Linked DNA regions of Homo sapiens: region 2 is linked to region 1. Evidence: chromatin loops called from intact Hi-C (ENCODE). Cell type or tissue: MCF 10A. All regions are shown on one strand. Links, peaks and the distances in the headings refer to the core of each region. The heading gives the core; the rest is flanking DNA.

Region 1 (5,386 bases), core at 266-5,265:
CAAAGACCAAGATAAATGTCAGCTGCCAGACCTCAAAGGGAGGCACGACAGGACACTTGGAGAGACAACTCACAGGCAGCAGAGGAAGTCCTTTGGTCTCCCTGGTGGTTTCCAGCAGACCTTTCCAGAGCCTCCATGGAAGAACAGGGGAGCTAAGAGGGCCAGAAGGGATTCTGCCTAAGTGTCCGCCTCACAGAGCTGTACTGTCTTCTCCTGGCCAACTTTCAAGATCAATTTGATTTTCACTGTCATCACAGGCTGTGGTCGAATGCTTTGGAGTCGGGCACTTAGATTTGAATCCCCCAGCAGCAGAGAAAAGGCTAAGCGTCCATTTTGGTTTCATTTTTTAAATTTTTTTGTTTTGTTTTGTTTGTTTGTTTCTATGAAATGGGGATACCAGTAGTCCTTACTTCATAGGGTTGTTGTAAAGAATAAATTAGATCAGGTATATAAAGCCTTTGGCACAGTACCTGGCACATAGCTGGCGCTCAGCAAATTCTGGGTGCTGTTACTGATATTGCTGCTGATTTCTTCCTCTGCTTTGTCATTTCCCCCATGGCAGCATATTTCACCAGAACTAGGAGATGTGAGGAGCTGGGGAACCATCAATGAAAAACTCAGACATTTTCCAGAGTGGGGAAGGATGTTATTTATAGCAACCAAGAGAAGAAGCAGCTGTAAGGAAGCAGTGAAAAGGAAGCGCATGTGCTGGTACTGAGGTGACCTTTACATCTATCAACCTTGCCTGTGGGCCTGCCTCAGTCCAGCTAAGGAGTTAGCCTCTTAGGGCAGGTGAGGGCCCCATGCTAACATGCAAGGAAGTTCAAGAATGTTTGTTGAGGGCCTAGGGCATTCAGAACGATGCAAAAGAGAAAAGAAGCTTCCCTTGGAGACACCCAGGGAAGAGTCTTCCAAAGGGGAAGGGGCTCCACCCACCCCACTCCCCATTCAACTTCATTCCCAGGGTTTTGGGGAGAGGGCAGGGCAGAGAAGGTATTTGGTCCCTGCCTTAGAGCCTGCCCTTAGTCAAGAACCAGGGCCCTTGCCCAGGGAACTCAGGGATCACAAACAGGGTCCAAATCTCATAGCAGTGCTCTCACTATTCTTGGCCTTGGAGAACTGGATTTTAAGGAAGCTTGAGCCCAGTACTGAGAGGAACACAGTATTTATTTTCAACAGGGTGTCATTCCCAAGTATATATAGACAATACATATTTTTATAGTAGGTCAGTACACAAGCAGTTTCGGTAACTGGGCCACCTTAAGAATTCTGCTACGGTAACTGCACTAAAACTCTGCGGTTGTCTTTTTGTTGGCAACACGAATAAGAGGTAGGTAAAGGTTACTAAAGAAGAAATTTCGCATTTTATACACACACACACACACACAAAATACACACATATATCGTCCAGGACCTAGCACTGTGCCCCACACACTATACACACGTATACAGCCAGGACCCAGCACGGTGCCCAAAACACAGAAGGTGGTGATTAATGTTTCCAGAACAAGTGGTTACAGAGATGCATTTTTAAATGACCCAGCATTTGTCTGTAAGCCAATATATGAGAGTTTCTCCTCTCTCCCTCCCTCATATTCTGTCTCTCTCTCTCTGTCATAAATACACATGCAGAAACACAAGCACACACTCACAATGGCAAACAACAGATAGCCTCAATATTTGGTCATCTTAAAAGTAATGTGATGACACAGTTCATAAGTAGCTTCTCTGAGAACTGATTGCCTAGTTACTGACTCACAAACTTAGTCTGTTTTTTAAAAGTAGACCTAGAAATTCTCATAAAACTCCACTTTGTTCTTCTCCATATTCCCTTTATCACTTCCTTCTATCACACATGCATCATATTTTACTTTTACAACACTTGGGATCTGGTTATGACAAACTCTGTAACAGCTCATTGTATTCATTGTACAGTTTCTTGTCTAGTTTTGCTAAGTTATACCCCTCATAAAAGAAGTGCAGGAACCCCAAATATGTAAATGTCTCCTTTTCCAACCCAGAGGGTAAGCATGTAACTGATACTAATGTAACCGACACCTACTTAATGTTTCCCAGACTCTTAATAACTTCCTTTTTAAAAACTTATGATGGTGTCTTACAAGAAGTCATTGTTGGGCTCTTGAAACATTTAGAATAAAACGGTGCATCAAAGGGACCGGTCTTCTGGTCAGGTTATCATCTGTGTTTTTGAGAGTGTTCTTACCAAGGCAAGTGTGTGTCTAGAGTACAGGACACGTACATAAACACACACACTGTAAGCAAAAGTACAGAAAGCACAGGCACTGTCAAGTCATGAAGATGTGAGTTTCTTCCTAGCCCTGACAGCAGTGGCTGTTACATTGGACAACCCAAGGTACCCCCTTCCCTAAAGAATAAATCATGAGACAGATCAACTTCAGCAGCAGAACCAACTCCCTCAGCAGTTTGGGCTGGTTTGCAGACAAATCAAATTATTTAAACCCTTCGATGATTCTACTGTGCCCATTGTACAGGAATTTAACATTAAATTTGTCTTCAGATTATATTTCATAAAAAAGGGTAAGAACAAACATTTTTTTCCTACCTGCTGCTGGAGCCACCAGGAGCCAGGCTGCTGCTCTCAGAATGGGGCAGACTCCAGGCATTAATCTTCAGCTCCTGCCCCTGGAACCAGAATCGTCGAAACAAAATTTTCAGTTGCTGTGAGTAAGCAGGCTGTTTACTTCCAGCCACTTCTTTCCCATTCCCATGGCTTTTTGAGTGCCAGAGTGGGGTGCTCAAGGAAGAATGTTTGGAGAGAAAGGGATTGAGATTGGGGGAAAGGGCAGGAGAAAATAGTGTTAGTTCACCCAACACCCTTCCTTCAAGGAGGAAAGCCCTCTTTCTCCAGTTTTAATTTCTCATAGAAGATCTGCCACTGCATTACTCATATAATTGCTACATTGCCCCTTCACAAACAGCAGACATAACTTTTTGGGCGAGCCTCCAGATTTCTGATGCATGCCCGTACCTGTCTGCAGAGATATTGCTGTGCCTGGGAAAATTGGGAGGGCAACATACCCACCCAAAGGGAGGACCCAGTCTAGATTATTAATCAAGCTCTCGGGATAAAATATACCACAAAAAAAGCAGAGGCCGGTGTGAGCTTCTCCATCCATAGGGCATCCACCTCATTCATGGGATCACTGGTTAGGGATCGAACTTCGTTCAAATAGATCAGCAGCTACACTTTGTCAAGCTTTGACTTGTTTCCCCAAAGAGGAAAGGAGTAGCAAGGATTACTATCACAGAAAGAATGTGGCTTTCTTACTCCAGGCAGTCAATGTAGGAGAGTCAAAGATGAGAGATGTGCAATTAGAGTTCCTTTAAATTCAATATCATGAAATACAGTATTTAAGAAGACATTTCAAAGATAAGGCAAGCATTATAGAAGCTCCATGTTTGATTCATTCCTAGTTTCCAAGAAGGTGGTAGTACTACAGTAGAGAGGATGTAGAAATAGGGCAGAAGTTGTTAAGTCTTGCTCTGCTGTTGACTACCCATGTGACCTTGAATAAATCCCTTAAACTGATTTCCAAATAAGCAAAATGAAAGGATTGGGCTGGAAGACTGGCACAATAACAGAACACCATCTCTCAGTTTTACATCTATTCCATCTTGTTTTTGTATCAAAACTTTGATTTTCCTTTGGGGAATCACCCCTTCCTCTCAGCTGTCGTGGATGTTGTTGACACCACCCCCAGACTTCTTCAGAAGTGGGCCTGTGGCCAAGTCTAGCCAATCAAAATTACTGCGAAAATTTCAGAGACGGGCTCCTGCCAATGGGAGTCGTCCCTGGAATTTTTGCTGGGAAGGGAGGTTCTCATTCTGCTGTGGTTTCTAATCATAGAAGCAGAGCCTAGGGCTGCTGGTGGCCACCCTAGGGAAAGAGGAACTGCCTGAAGATAAAGCCACTGCAGAAGAAAGCAGATCTCGTTACTACATCGTTTGAACACTTCATTCAGCCATGACGAAAGCAAGCATTTCCCTCAGATTTCTTAAAAATGTCCTTTATCTCCTTAAGCCCATTTCAGTTAGATTTCTAATACTGGCACTAAAAAAATTCCAGCTAATATGAATTTCTTCCTACTTCCCTCTATACCTATCACCACTGCTTTTTAACATTCATTTCTACAGTATCAGTGGGGGGATTTCTAGGGCCAATAAATGAGTTTCCTTTTGCTTCACTCTTGGAAATGTGTTTCAAGGCTAAGCCTGCATAGCAGAGAGATGTCAAAGTAAGGCAAATTCTGGTGAAAGACTTTAAAAATCTTTCATCCTTTCTCTGAATATAGTTATTTGTAAAAAATATTTTTAAAAAATAATGCGCAAAGGTGAAATGTACAAAGCATAACTCCCCACCATTTGACCTTCCAACAATAACTATGGATAACATTTTAGTGGCTTGCTATTCAAAATGTGACCCATAGAACAGCAGCACTGACCTGGAGCTGGTTGGAAATGCAGGACCTCAGGCCTTAATCCAGTCTTGCATTTTCACAAGATCCCCCAAGTGATCTGTATGTAAATCAGAGTCTGAAAAGCACTGGCTTAATGTACAGCCATCTAGAGATTGTTTTCATATAGTCAGCAGCATTTTTTCCAGTACCTATAATTTGTTGATTTTGTATTTTACTGATTTTGTAAAGGAAATGTATATACAAATACAATAAACCAAAAATAATGTAATCAAAATTCTTTATAACAAGCAATTCATTTACAGGGACTGTAACTATAAGCCAGTTATAAAGCTGTGACAAACCCACACTAGACCTTAGGATACTATATACAGTAACAAACAATACTGGGACACTGTACACGCTAGAGCAGCAGGTCTTCAACTTGAGCATTCATTGGGACCACCTGGGGGTCATGTTCATGATTCCCAAACCCATACTGAGAGTTTCTGATGCAGTAGGTCTGGGGTGAGGCCTAAGCATTTGCATTTCCAACAAGTTCCCAGGTAATGCTCATGCTGCTGGTCCCAGAACAACATTTCTCCAGTACTTCAAAAACAAAAAAAAAAAAACGGTTTTATACCCTATATACTATCCTGAAACTTGCTTTTTTCACTGAATATTGTATCTAGGACATCTTTCCATGCCTAGCATATATAGCATTGCATCATTCTTTTTAAGGGCTGCAAGGTCAGAGATCGTTAGGGATATGACAACATAGGTTAAATGACAAAAGAGAGAATGACTGGCATCTTCCACATAAGGACAAGCATACCCACAACCAGAATTTCTCATCCACTTTCAACTTGAAATAGGCATCTTGTGATTGAGTCTATAGATCAGCAAAGCTCTGGACTGACCAGGAAAGAGATTAGCATTGTATCAGTGTC
Region 2 (5,386 bases), core at 326-5,325, 110 kb before region 1:
CATCCCAGAGTCTCCAGCTTGTGTATGGCGTGTCACGGTCTTCCCAGCCTCCATTTGCATGAGCCAATTCCCCTAATAAATTCCCTCTCATATCTCTCCCTATATTTATCCTATTGGCTCTGTCTCTCTGGAGGACCCCAACTAATACATGCAACCTCCCTGCTTTTCAGCATTCATTTCAGACACTCAATCCTAGAGCTATTGGGATAGAAATAATTCATGGACTGAGCCCAGGAGAGCCAGGGTCACCTAAGTATTATCCCAGGGTCAGAGCATCATTAGGACAGAGGTGATGGGAGAGGGCTGGGGACTAGAGATTGTTCCTTGGAAAAGGCCTGCAGAGTGCCCAGCAGGGGTGTACATATGTGCATGTGTATGTGAGGATGTGCATGTGTCTCACATATATGTGCTTATATGTGTGGGCATGTGCATATTTGTATGTGTGACTGTGTATATACATTAATATGTGTGCTTGTTGTACGTATGGCTGTGCCTGTGTATTTCTGAATGTCCATGTGTATTACTGGCTGTGTGTGAGTTGGTGAGTTTGAGGATATTTGTGTGGAATGGATCATTCTTTCCCCAGGCCAGAAGGCCAAGGAGATGCTACCAAGTGCTTGAAGACTTGATGTCACATTCTTGACTACACCCACCCCCCTAGAACTTCCTGGCATCTCACTGTGATGCACAGGCATGGCAAAGGATAACGCTTACCTTACCCTGGAGAGAACACACTTTCTCTAGCCTCAGAAACTAACCCATCATACTTCTGGCTGCATTATCAATTTTCAATTAAGACACCAATTTCTCTGACCCTCTGAAGACAACAGCATGGAGCCTGAGTAATAAAGTGGAGTGGGTTCAGTGTATCCAGCCTCAGCAGTAGGAAGGACACAAGTTCTGAGACTCGGGGGTACAGCTCTTCCTGATATGACCACTTGAATTCCCTTTACAGATGAATAAAGTGATATCTTGTGACTCTGGTTGCCTTCTCTTTCAACAGGTCTCAAAATGTATAGCCCACATCCTGTTAGCAACATTTGCACATACCATTTCCAATGATAGAAAGAGTCATATTCCAGATCCAATAGAAAGCTAATCCTGTATAGTCTTGATCTGCTGGGTGCCATTTCTGCAGATGGGGGCATGACACCTCCCTGAAGTGCCTTTTAAGGTATATATTCTCTCTCAGCATTTTCACGAGGGACATTCAAGTAGAGCATACATCTTTTGGGGTAAGACATAAGCAACATAATTATAGGGACTCCAAATACTTCACGTGTGGAGACATTAAGAAAGAATGATTTCTTTCCCTTATTTGATGTAGCAAATTCAAACCCATCCTCTTCAAACCCATCCTAAAATTGGAATAAATAATGTAATGCAAATATATGTAAAGTGCTTTGTTAAACAGATGCTTGAAGGCAGCATGCTCGTTAAGAGTCATCACCACTCCCTAATCTCAAGTACCCAGGGACACAAACACTGCGGAAGGCCCCAGGGTCCTCTGCCTAGGAAAACCAGACCTTTGTTCACTTGTTTATCTGCTGACCTTCCCTCCACTATTGTCCTATGACCCTGCCAAATCCCCCTCTGTGAGAAACACCCAAGAATGATCAATAAAAAAAAAAAAAAAAAAAGAAACCTGCAGAGAAGTAAATAGCATAAAAAAGTAATGACTATGTAACAAATTAGATGGGTGGCCAGGCAGGGGTAGAGATACAGGGAACTTCACAAAGCAATGGTGTTGTTTTGGTTGGTTTCTGTTTGTTTTACCCCTCATGTATCTTGAGATCACAGCTCGCATAGGCCATTACACTTCAACGATATAATCTCAGGACTGGAATATATTCACTTGTGCCAGTATTAAGAGTAAGCAGTGCTCACTTTGGTAGCACATATACTAAAATTGAAATGATACAGAGATTAGCATGGCCCCTGAGGAGGTTGGGAGTACAGAGGCGTGGAGAGGGCCTGGAAGAGTATAAAGGTGGAAAATGAACTCTTGGAGTAGTTAGTATTCCCTGGACAAGAAGATAGACAAGGAGGATGAAAAGAATATGGCACACTTCAGAGTTTCTAGTTGACGTTGTTCTACCCAAGGGATGCTCCTTGGCATCTGGTGGAAGAAATACAATGGGCCATAGAACTTTCTCTTCACCTCTTCCCATTCTCTTAAGCTCTTAGCATCTATTCCCCCAACTTATCATTAGTTTTTTTAGTGTTTCTTTTTATTTCTGGCCCAATTATATCCAATGATTTCTGCAAAACATGAAGATTTTAATAGTATTTTAGTAAGAATCTTCCTTCTTGCTGTGAATTCCTTCAAATAATAATCTTGAAAGCACACTAATAATAATAATGATAATAATCTGGAAAGCATAGTTTCCAGTTCAAGTAAGTAGCATTCCAAGTGATTGCTCAATGCCTTACTCCAAAGCGATTCCTTCCAACCCACCACAAGGCCAGAGCTCACTCTGGAATGTACTGTATCTTACACATCTTGGAATCTCCGGTGCTTTTCACGCAATGGGTGCTCAAAACTGTGGAACTATACTGTGAACTGTTGGAAAAATTTTCCTCCCAGACCTGCACCATCACACACATGCAGACATTCTGCCCCCACCCAGCAATCTAGCGGTCTCTCACTATTGCAAGTAGTAATGAAAGCTTCCTGACCAAATGACAAAGCCAGTGGCTCTTCTGAACTGCTCCATTTTCCATTATGCTCAGGATAGTTGGCATCTGTCTCCTCACTGCTCTGATACTCACTCCCTCACCTTCCTCTGCTCCTCACTCCATGTATTTCATCTTAGGGACTTTTTTTTTTTTTTTGTATCACAAGAGAAATTACCGTGGAAGGCAGGACATCGTATGGCAAATATTCTACATAAAATATGTTGAAAATTAGTCATTTTTTTAGTGCTTATGTGCCTGTCACCATGTGAGTTAGTTGTTTTCTATGTATGATTTTATTTAATGCTTGAAGAAGCCCTAAGAGGATGTTATTTTCCTTATTTGAGAACTCGGAAAACTGAGGTTCAGAGATAGCAAGCACTTCAGTCCAGGTTACGTAACTAGTGACTGGCAGTCTTGGTTTCTCAACCCCAGTGAGCAGTTTGATGCCAAGGCCCTTGCTCCACTGTCTCCCAGGAGAACATTTTTACCTTAGGGAAGGATGAAAAAATATCTAACATATTATAATTTTGTTCTATTTTTTTCTAACCATCTCTAGTATCAAAGGAAAGTTTTTCGTTATGTATTTTTCCTTTTTATAAAAGTAGTATTTGTTCACTGTAAACCATTCAAGAAATACAGAGAAGCAAAAAGAAGAAAAAAAAAATCACTTGCAATCCACCACTCAGATACAACATATCTGAAAGTTGGTATGGCTTTTTGATGATATTTTTGATTGAAACATTTTTTATGGGTTCATGTTGTATAAAGAGTTAAAACTGGAAACAGTTTTTATGCCACTTGTCTTAGTCCATTCAGGCAGTTATAACAAAGTATCATAAACTATGTGGCTTATAAACCATAGAAATTTTTTTCCTATAGTTCTGGGCGCTGGGAAGTCCAATATCAAGGTGCTGGCATATTCAGTGTCTGGTGAGGGCTGGAGTTCTGGTTGGTAGATGGTAGCTTCTTGCTGTATCCACATGTGGTGGAAGAGCTGGCTGGCTCTCTGGAGTCTCTTTTATAAGGGCACTAATCTCATTCATGAGGGCTCAGCCCTCTTGACTTAATCACTTCCTAAAAACCCCATCACCTAATACCTTGGGAGTTAGGATTTCAACACATGAATTTTGAGGTGATGCAAATATTTAGACCATAGCACCAATAAATTATTCCACAGCAATCAATTGTATAGCTATACCATAATTTCACCAGTACCACATGGTTAGCATGAAGTTTTGTTTCTTTGAATGTTAATAATATTGGGATAAACATCTCTGTAATTATCTCTGTATATTCTAATATTTTATGAAAGGGAAGAAATATTTTATAAGTGTTAAAAAACTGTTCACCCAAATGCATGAAAGTGAAAAAGAAACAAACACTTTGCTCTAAATCAGTAGTTGACAGGCTTTTCTTGTAAAGGGGCAGGTAGTAAATATTTTAGGCTTTTTGGGCCATACAGTCTCTGTCAAAACTACTCAGCCATGCCATCATAGCACAAAAGCAGCCATAGACAATCCATAAATGAATCAGCATGGCCATGTTTCAACAAAATTTTATTTATAGACCCTGAAATGTGATTCTCATATAATTTTCATGTGTCATAAAATAGTCTTCTTCTTTTGATTATTTTCTAATCATTTAGAAATGTGAAAACTACCTTTAGTCTGTGTGTCATACAAAAGCAAGTGACTGGTCCTTTCTTGCTCCAAATCATCCATTCATCCTTAGAGACATAAGCCTACATCTGTTTCTAGCCACAAAGTTATAGGATTGTGAGAATTCTCTTTCCAACCCTCCCTTCTCCTGGATTTACACACACACATACACGGACATACACTCCTGATTACCCCAAAGTCCTTTCCTAGTAAGCTGGCCACCCTCTCCCAGAGTTCCATATGTTCAAAAATTACTTCTATTTTCTTTAATTCTATTTCTTGGAGCATCTGATTATCTGACTGAATTAATTCACATTAAAGAGTGATTAGTGGGGATCAACTCTCCCTTTGAGAATTTCCATTTAAAAGAACATGTACCAGTGAGGCTAACGGAATGTTGGGGAAAACATTTTTGAGTGGCTGGATACCCAGCTCTTCATTTAGGAAGTTGATTTTGGTATTATAAGGCTTGCCAAGTAGGCTAAGATGACTTATCTACTGGTGCTTACAATCTAATCAGGGAGGCAGAACAACTGTGGTACAAGAAAAAATAAAAATTCAAATCAGAGGCTATTAACTGCCAAGAAAATGATAAAGAAATTAAATGACTAAATTATGATAAGGACAAAAATAATTGCTCAATGTTACCAAGCCTAGGCAGTCAGGGACATTTGTCTGCATGTTGGTAGACATAGGACCTTGCCTTCTTCCTCTCATGGATAATGGCTTCACAATATCCTCAGGGTCTTAAGCCTTTTATCCAGTTGAAGTCACTACTTCATGGTTTTACTTGTGCATAAATGATAAAAAGAAAAATAAAATTTAAACAACTTGAGCTTAGAGGGAGTTCTTGAGCCATTTACTAAATTTCTAGAGATTTGTAAAGCTCCAAACAAAATGCATTCATGAGTCCTTTAGCATATGACTGAACCTGGAAGTTTCACCACTAATTCCAAGGTAACCCTTGGACAGGCAAAGAGAAATAGGGCAATGGAGGGTTGATGTGACAGCATTTCCTGCAAAGGTATCCTCTCACCAGGTAGGCAAAG

Evidence for each region. A loop is a pair of places that touch in the nucleus more often than their neighbours do. Peaks named below come from ENCODE experiments on the same cell type or tissue, not always from the same donor. Only the 100,000 strongest peaks of a DNase experiment are listed, where the experiment ranks them.
Region 2: it touches region 1 in a loop (3-fold over the local background); 2 of 110 quality-filtered maps call a loop at or near these places.

What each region holds. Positions count from the first base shown.
Region 1 is chr14:51,486,619-51,492,004 of GRCh38, reverse strand. The region is part of intron 2 of FRMD6-AS2 (FRMD6 antisense RNA 2); the gene reads left to right. It also overlaps a transcript of FRMD6 not described here. Among named protein-coding and RNA genes, the nearest start is that of LINC02310, 92 kb to the right of the region's middle. In MCF 10A, for the core only: no CTCF peak of the experiment used is centred there; DNase peaks (open chromatin) are centred at 1,504 and 2,984.
Region 2 is chr14:51,601,394-51,606,779 of GRCh38, reverse strand. It overlaps a transcript of FRMD6 not described here and the pseudogene LOC124903415. Among named protein-coding and RNA genes, the nearest start is that of FRMD6-AS2, 4.1 kb to the right of the region's middle. In MCF 10A, for the core only: no CTCF peak of the experiment used is centred there; DNase peaks (open chromatin) are centred at 2,479 and 3,099.